Linked DNA regions of Mus musculus: region 2 is linked to region 1. A link is a loop called in an ENCODE intact Hi-C map of the cell type or tissue named here. Cell type or tissue: heart. All regions are shown on one strand.

Region 1 (4,000 bases):
AGAAGTAGTGCTCTTAACCGCTGAGCCACCTCTCCGGTCCAGGACAGCTGTTTTCAAAGCGTGGTACTGTTGCTGACCCCTGACTGAATGAGGTCAGCAAGTGGCCCAGACAGGGACATCAGCCTACAGGTAGCACAGCTCAGAGCTTAGGATCCAAGGTATCTGGCAAGCTAGGATTCTCATGTCACTTCATCTAGGACAAACCTGTTCCTCCCCCGATAACTCCCACCCCTAACCCCATCCCTTTCCTACGTGCCATGACACTACATGTCTGGTTGATGTGTTTAGCCTCTCTTGGCCACTAACTGTAAATGCTGTGAATAAGTGGGGCTGGGCTGTGTTGCCCAACACCATCTCCCTTGAGCTGGAAGTCTGCAAGTCATTTTCCCCACGCCCCCACCAGTCCTTGGAAAGGTTTTAGAAGTCAGGATGACAAGGGCTTCTTTGCCTCTCATAGACTGAGTCCCTCGGAATGTGCAGCTCAACCACCCAGTGCTGGGAGCCCAGAGGTTGAGAAGAGCATGGTCCCACCTCCCTGAGCCTTAAGATTCCCTAGCACATTTGGGCATCTGGACTGCCTGGTTGGCCAGTCCCTGACATGGCATTACCTGTGCGGGGAAGCCAGTGCTGGCAGCAGGGGACATGGGCTTCAGCCTACAGTTGCCTGGGCCTCAATTAAACTCCAAAGTCCTTTTAAGTTTTCCCAGCGGTTTTGCTTTTTCAGAGAGAGTGAAGAGGTACAATCTGTATATCCCAGGGCACCATGGAGCCCGGGTTGGGTCAGAGAGCACATGGCTGTCACTTCAGAATCTCAAGCCCAGAGTCTATTTCTAACAGCCCATGTGCCTGGACCAAGCTGCTTAACCTCTCAGCGTTGGCCTAGATAATTTCCTTCGAGAAAACCCAACTGAAAGTGGCTTTTGCAAAATGGGAAGTGAATTGGCTCTTGAGAATAGGAAGTCTAAAAGCTGCCTGCTTCAGGCACAGCGTGATCTAGGGGCTTGAGCAATGTCACCGTGACTCTGTGTCTCCTCAGCCCCTTCTCTCTGGCCCTGTGCTGGCTTTGGTCCTGGGTGGGCTCTCTCCTGCAGATAAAAGGGATGGCCCAGCAGTCCTCCCTTCCAGCATATATCCTGATGTGTAGTCTCCTAAGTCCCATGGAGGGAGGAAGGACAAGTGACATCTCTAAGCCGATCTCTGGAAGAGTAAAACAGGGTTTGATTGTGGACGGATGTCTGACCTAAGTACCTGTGCCCTCCTCCAAGCAGGACATTGTACAGTCTCTCCAGGATTTCCCATGAGCTCTAAAAATAGCACAAGTGGCCCTGAAAATGCCAATCATGGTGACATCTATTACTTTAAAAACTAGGTGTGGTGGCACACGTCTGTAATAGCCAGCCCAGAGATTCAGCGTCATCCTTGGCTATATAGAGGGATCAAATTCAATCTGAGCTACATGAGACCCTGCCTCAAAATTTTATTTTATTTTTTTAACTTAACAGTGTTAAAATCTATTCTGTTAGGAATCCCATTTGAACTGCAGCACAGGGAAGTTAAGCAATTTGCCCACAATTGCACAGGACTTGAACTTCTGGTTCTGAAGTTCTGTGAATATGAGCTCTGCACCCTTTCCGGAAGGAAGGGAGGCGGGGCTACCCGAAGCTCCGCCCCACTCACATCCTCACTGGGCTCTTGAAACCCTTAAAGAGACTCTCCCATCTCTCTGCTGCCGGAAAACATTTCAGACTTGATTCCAGGCCATTATAAATAAACACAAATATAATCCCAAGCTGGCCGTCTCGTAAGAAGAGACGAGAGGAGGCGGCATTTAGGGGAACTGGGGGAGTCACGTGTGTGCTGAGAAAGGCTGCAGAGAAGCATGGGGGGGTGGAGCGGTTCGAGGAGGGAAGTGGAACTCAGAGATGGAAATGAGTTTTGGCCTCACGCTTTCAGCAAAAGTGGAGTCTGGGAGGGTTGCTAGAGGCCAGGGCACTTCCTCACCCTCCCCGCTAGGGTCAGGGCACTTCCCCACCCAGAGACAGTGGTTCTGGGTCCGGATCCTGGAACCTTGCTGCCTTGGGCAAGCGCGCTCTTGGGCAAGCGGGTTTCTCACCCTTTTCTGTCTTACGTAAGCGATGAGGATTTAGTTAAATGAACAGGCGTGTCCAGTGCTCTGCTCTCTCGAGTTAGCAGCAAGGGCTGCGTTAATTGGGTTCTTAGCCTATCAAGTGTGCAGGTTGTTGGCTAGCTCTCAAACGTCCTAATGTATACTGTACCTTACATCCTGCCGCTGCCGGCTCTGTGGGTGTACACACAACCTGTGCAACTGCGCAGCTCTGCCCGTAGCCTTGATGGGCTGTACTTTCGTTGTCTTGAAATTGTAAATCATTTTTTATTTCTAGTTTTTTTTTTTTTTTTCAGTTTTGGGTAATTGAATCCAGGGTCTTGTGCACCTTAGACAAGTGCTATACCACTGAGCTAGGTCACCAGCCCTCTTCAAATAGCTGGTCTCAGAGGAGTAGTCTAATGGTCACGGTTTTGAAAGGTATTGGCTTAGCGACTTTTCTTTTGTTTCGGAGACAAAACACCTGGCAGAAGCAATTTAAGGGGCAAGAGGGTTTTGTTTGTTTGTTTTGTTTTTCGAGACAGGGTTTCTCTGTATAGCTCTGGCTGTCCTGGAACTCACTTTGTAGACCAGGCTGGCCTTGAACTCAAGAAATCCACCTGCCTCTGCCTCCCAAGTGCTGCGATTAAAGGTGTGTGCCACCATGCCCGGCTTGCAAGAGAGGTTTTGTTGGTGGTAGTGGTTATTTTATTTTATTTTATTTTTTGCGGCACATGGTTCCAAGAAAGAAGACAGTACAGTCCACCACAGTGGGAGAGGCATCCTGCCTGGCATGGCTTTGTTCTGGGCAGAGGGAGTACAGCTTCTCACTTCTCAGCCAATCAGGAAACAGAGACAGGACCTGAAACAAGGCCGGGATATATATATCCCATAATGCCCACCACACACCTGATATTCACCAGTCTGACCGTATCACCCCATTCCACAACACCCAAATAACACCACCAGCTGGGAGCCAAGTGTCCAGACACATGAGGCTCTGGGATCATTTTATTAAAACCCCAAACGGGAACACTGTCTGAGCAGTTTCTGTCTTTGAAAATGGAGTAGTCTTGTCCTGCCATTCCAGGAGAGATCAGGGCAGCTTGCAGGAATCAGCGCTCTCCTCCTGCCACGTGGGTCCTGGGGATTGAACTCAGGTCATCAAGCTTGGCAGCAAGTGCCTTTACCCACTGTCTTAGTCAGGGTTTCTATTCCTGCACAAACATCATAACCAAGAAGCAAGTTGGGGAGGAAAGGGTTTATTCAGCTTACATTTCCACACTGCTGTTCATCACCAGAGGAAGTCAGGACTGGAACTCAAGCAGGACAGGAAGCAGGAACTGATACAGAGGCCGTGGAGGGATGCTACTTACTGGCTTGTTTACTTCTGTTGTATAGCAGCCATGGGGTGCTGTACATAAACTGGACAGATCTGTGGTCTGGCTGGGCCCTGGTTCTCCTGTTTGTGTGCATGTCCAGGTGTGTGCATATGCGTGTGGAGGCTGGAGGAAACTTTGGGTGTCATTCCTTAGATGCTGACTACCTGGTTTGGGGGGGGGGGCGTCTCAGTGGTCTGGAACGCACCAAGGTGTCAGGGTTGGCAGGTCAGCAAGCCCCAGGGATTGGCCTGACTCTGTCCCCCCTGCTTTGGGATTACAAAAGCATGCCACCCAGCCTGGACTTCTCTCCCTGCCACCCCACCCCAACTGCCTGAGTTCAGGTCTTCATGCTTGCATGGCCAGCACTTCAGAGTCATCCTCTCAGCCTTTCATTCTGAGACGGCGTCTTCCCCTGAGCTCAGGCTGATCTTGAACTCTTTATTTTGTTATTGATTGTTTGTTTGTTTGTTTGTTTGGTTGGTTGATTGGTTGGTTGGTTGGTTGGTTGGTTGGT
Region 2 (4,000 bases), 74 kb before region 1:
TCCAGGTGAATCTCCTATGCCTGACTCTTTCCCAGAATGAACACCCCCCCCCCACTACCCATCTCACTTGGAACTTTCTCCTCCTATTTCCTGCCTGATCTCATTGGCCAAAGGCTTTTTTTGTCGACAGGTAAATGCGTTTACACAGTGTGCAGAGATTCTCTCTCCATCCTGTAGGAACCTCGGGGCTAGGATTCAGCCCCATGGATGCTGCTTTGCCTGCACAGAGCATGCTTGCCACTCATGGGATCTGTCTGCTTCTCTGCATCCTCACTGATTTCTGATGCTAAGCTTTTGTTATTGTCCTCTTCATTGTCAAACCCAGGCCTCCCATTTTCCAGATGAGGAAACTGAGGCCCCAAGAACCCCAGCTTTCTGAAGACCACTCATCGTGGAGGTGATGGAAGTGGAGCCCAGCCAGCTGTCCTGACTCTCTGTCCCCTCCCACAGAAAGTCCATCAACAGGAACTCTGTGCGGTCCCGGCTGCCAGCCAAGTCCTCCAAGGCCTACAGAACACTGCGCAAGGGTTCGCTATGCCTGGATCCCCGGCCGCAACAAGTGAAGAAAATCTTTGACGCTTTGAAGAGAGGCCTCAGGTGAGTGGGGAGCAGCTCCTCCCCCCGTGCCCTTGCCACCTCTCCCTGGGGATGGTGGGTCTGTCTGAGAGACACAGGGCATATGGCTGCTGCCACTTCAGCTATAGCAGGGAGGCAGGTAGACAGTCTCTGGTCTCATGGTAGATGGATTGTCACACCGGGTCTGGGACTGCCGAGGATGTGAAAGACGGCTGTCAGCACCATGCTGGCCTCTGGAGCCTGACATCCCATGTATAGAGGCGGCACGTGCAGAGACTCTGGGTGGGAGCCTGTGCTCTGATCTCAGATCTCAGCTCACACAGCATTGGGGTGGGGTTGGGGTGAGGCAGTCAGGGGAACTTGGACCAGAGACTGACAATTGGCTGGGCAGAAGTGAGAACAAATGGCAAATTATTGGAGCCTAAGGAGTACACAAGCCCTTCTGTGTGGCACTGTCTCCAGTGGGAGACAGACAGACAGAGGTACTGAGAAGTATGTCAGGCGGTATAAGTGCTGTGGAGGAATCAGATGAGGCAGGGAGGAGTCTAACATGTTTTAAAGGGACGTCCCTGGGCAGGTGTGCCATGGCACAGCCACAGAGAGGCCAGAAGCTCAGAGAGCAGGGACCCTAGTGCAAGGGAAGCAGGCAAAGGGGACAATGGGACAGGGCTATGGGAGCTGTGGCAGGCCTTTGCTGTTCATCACAGAGCCATGGAAGATTCTGAGGTGAGGAAGGAGGCAATCAGGCCTTCAGGCCTGGGCTTTGAGATCCTCTGACAGCTGCAGACTGGCGGTGGATGTGCTGCACATGGTGGGGGTGAGGAGGAGCCAGGAGTGGATTGGGGAGGAACAGGCATGGAGAGGAGAGAGAGAGGAGAGAGGTGGCCGTGGAAACAGCGGCTGAAGAGATTTGATTCTAGTCTGCATAGGGATAGATGTTGCTGGGCTCCAGCCTGGTGAACTCTGTGCAGCCTGGAGGGGGCACTGGTGTCCCAGCTGGGAAAGCAGGAGAATCCCCCACAGGACAAGTTTGAACTGAAATGAACAGGCTCATCAGGGTCCCTCCTCTGCTGGGGCAGCCAATGGCTGGCTTGCTTCCTTCCTTTCTCTCTCTCTCTCTCTCTCTCTCTCTCTCTCTTTCTTTCTTTCTTTTAAAGATTTGTTTATTCCCAGAGTGGTGGAGCACGCCTTTAATCCCAGCACTTGGGAGGCAGAGGCAGGAGGATTTCTGAGTTCGAGGACAGCCTGGTCTACAGAGTGAGTTCCAAGACAGCCAGGGCTACACAGAGAAACCCTGTCTCAAAAAACAAAATAATCAAAAATAAATAAAAAAAGATTTATTTATTATTATATCTAAGTACACTGTAGCTGTCTTCAGATGCACCAGAAGAGGGCGTCAGATCTCATTACGGATGGTTGTGAGCCACCTTGTGGTTGCTGGGATTTGAACTCAGGACCTTCGGAAGAGCAGTCAGTGCTCTTAACCACTGAGCCATCTCTTCAGCCCTAAAGGGTTTCTCCTTCCTTCCTTCCTTCCTTCCTTCCTTCCTTCCTTCCTTCCTTCCTTCCTTCCTTCCTTCCTTCCTTCCTTCCTTCCTCCCTCCCTCCCTCCCTCCCTCCCTTCCTTCCTTCCTTCCTTCCTTCCTTTCTCTTTCTTTCTTTCTTCCTTCCTTTCTTCCTTCCTCCCTCCCTCCCTCTCTCTCTCTCTCTCTCTTTCTTTCTTTCTTTCTTTCTTTTTCTTTTTCTTTTTTTCTTTTTTCTTTTCCTTCAAGACAGGGTTTCTCTGTGTAGCCCCAGCTGTCTGTAGACCAGGCTGGCCTTGAACTCAGAAATCTGCCTGCCTCTGCCTCTGCCTCTGCCTCTGCCTCTGCCTCTGCCTCTGCCTCTGCCTCTGCCTCTGCCTCCCAAGTGCTGGGATTAAAGGCATGCACCACCACTGCCCAGCAGCCAAAGGCATTCTTATCTTGATTAGATAAACCCAGAGAGGGAGGAGAGAGAGAGAGACAATGACAGAGACAGAGATAGAGACAGAGACAGAGAGAGACTGAGAGAGAACTGTGGATTGGGGCAGAAACCATCATAGCAGGAAGGACACACCTTAGCCCTACAAGAGAATGGCCTCTGGAGGCATCTCCCACATACAGTGGCACCTAAGTTCCGTAATGTCAGCGCAGAGCAGAGACCACCCTGACCCAAGGAGAGGGAGGATAGAAGGTGCCCTGAGAGGAGCAGGTTTTCAAGATTCTCAGTCTAACTGAGACAATGCTCAGTGTCGGAGAGGCTAAGGTTCTGTCAGACAGTGCTGGGGCTGGGTATCCTCCTGAAACAGGTGTGAGTCTTGAGGTCTCATGGAGGGAAGGAACCCTGGGAAGGGGAGCCCTGGCCAGGCAGATCTGGGTTCCTGCTTCCTTGTTGTCCACCCAGGACACTAGAAGCCCTCTGCAGCACTCTGGGATCTGGGTTGGAGGGCCCCCTCTTATCAGGATCAGGGAGGAGGGGCAGAGCTGGCCAGTGTGGTTAGACAGCCAGCTGCCCTGACATCGTCAGAGTGAACCCAGTCCTGGGTTGTCACTGGAAGGGACTTTCCCTTCCCAGGTGCCACTCTCACCTCAGCTGCAGTCTTCATTACTTCCGCTACTCAACATTTCACTGGGTCCTCCCTTCCTATGGGTCCTTTCTCCCCCTGGCTCCATGGTCTCATCTTCCTTCTTCCCTGATAGCCTTCTGCCTGTTCTCACAGCCTCTGGTCCCCGCCTCCCTCCCTCTTCTATCCACCATGCCTTCCTCAGCCTCTCCCCCCCCCCACTTCCCCTGCCTATATATATATATACATATATATATATAGCCATCTTCACAACGTACTAGTAACAGCTAGACTGAATTGTGGGCTTCTGGGGTAACAGAGGAATCCCCATAAGGGGAGCTGGCCAACCCGTATGCTGGGAAGACTAGCCCACTCCCCCACTCTGCTCAAATCCACCCCTCTCCCTCCCCTGCAGGGAACATCTGTGTGAGCAGCAGGCTGAACTGGACTACCTGTGTGGACGCCACACGGACACCCAGAGGGGCTCCAGGCTGGTGAGTGGCCGGGATGAAGATGGCTTTTAGCTTACAGCAGCCAAAAGACAGTCAGTGGTCTCCACCCAGAGGCCTGTGGTATTTGTGGTGAGCTTTCCTCGCCATGGTTCTGGGAGGAGCTGTCAGACAGGCAACTGCAGAGGTCTCGATGGTCCCGATCTCCAGATTTGCCCTTCAGACAAATCTGTTATTCAGGCAAGTTGGCCATTTCTCTGCTACAGGCCCTGCCCCTGCCCCAGACTGAGCCTGAATGTTGTGGTGTCCAAGGTGACAGTTTTCTGTGGACATCGAGGTGCCGTCTGAGCCCAGACTCAGTCTTGGCAGATTCAGGGCTCAGTGTATCAAC

Evidence for each region. A loop is a pair of places that touch in the nucleus more often than their neighbours do. Peaks named below come from ENCODE experiments on the same cell type or tissue, not always from the same donor. Only the 100,000 strongest peaks of a DNase experiment are listed, where the experiment ranks them.
Region 2: it touches region 1 in a loop (2.6-fold over the local background); 1 of 42 quality-filtered maps calls a loop at or near these places.

Annotation. Positions count from the first base shown.
Region 1 is chr2:167,923,184-167,927,183 of GRCm38, reverse strand. No RefSeq gene overlaps it. Among named protein-coding and RNA genes, the nearest start is that of Ptpn1, 7.1 kb to the left of the region's middle. In heart, a CTCF peak has its summit at 1,997; DNase peaks (open chromatin) are centred at 583, 1,143, 1,853, 3,013 and 1 weaker place; H3K4me3 peaks cover 1,178 bases; H3K27ac peaks cover 1,432 bases.
Region 2 is chr2:167,996,898-168,000,897 of GRCm38, reverse strand. It overlaps Ripor3 (RIPOR family member 3), which reads left to right. Exons shown (of 22, transcript NM_001080708.3): 3 at 451-597; 4 at 3,576-3,654. Among named protein-coding and RNA genes, the nearest start is that of Ripor3, 12 kb to the left of the region's middle. In heart, a CTCF peak has its summit at 1,543 (motif pointing right); no DNase peak of the experiment used is centred here; H3K27ac peaks cover 1,506 bases.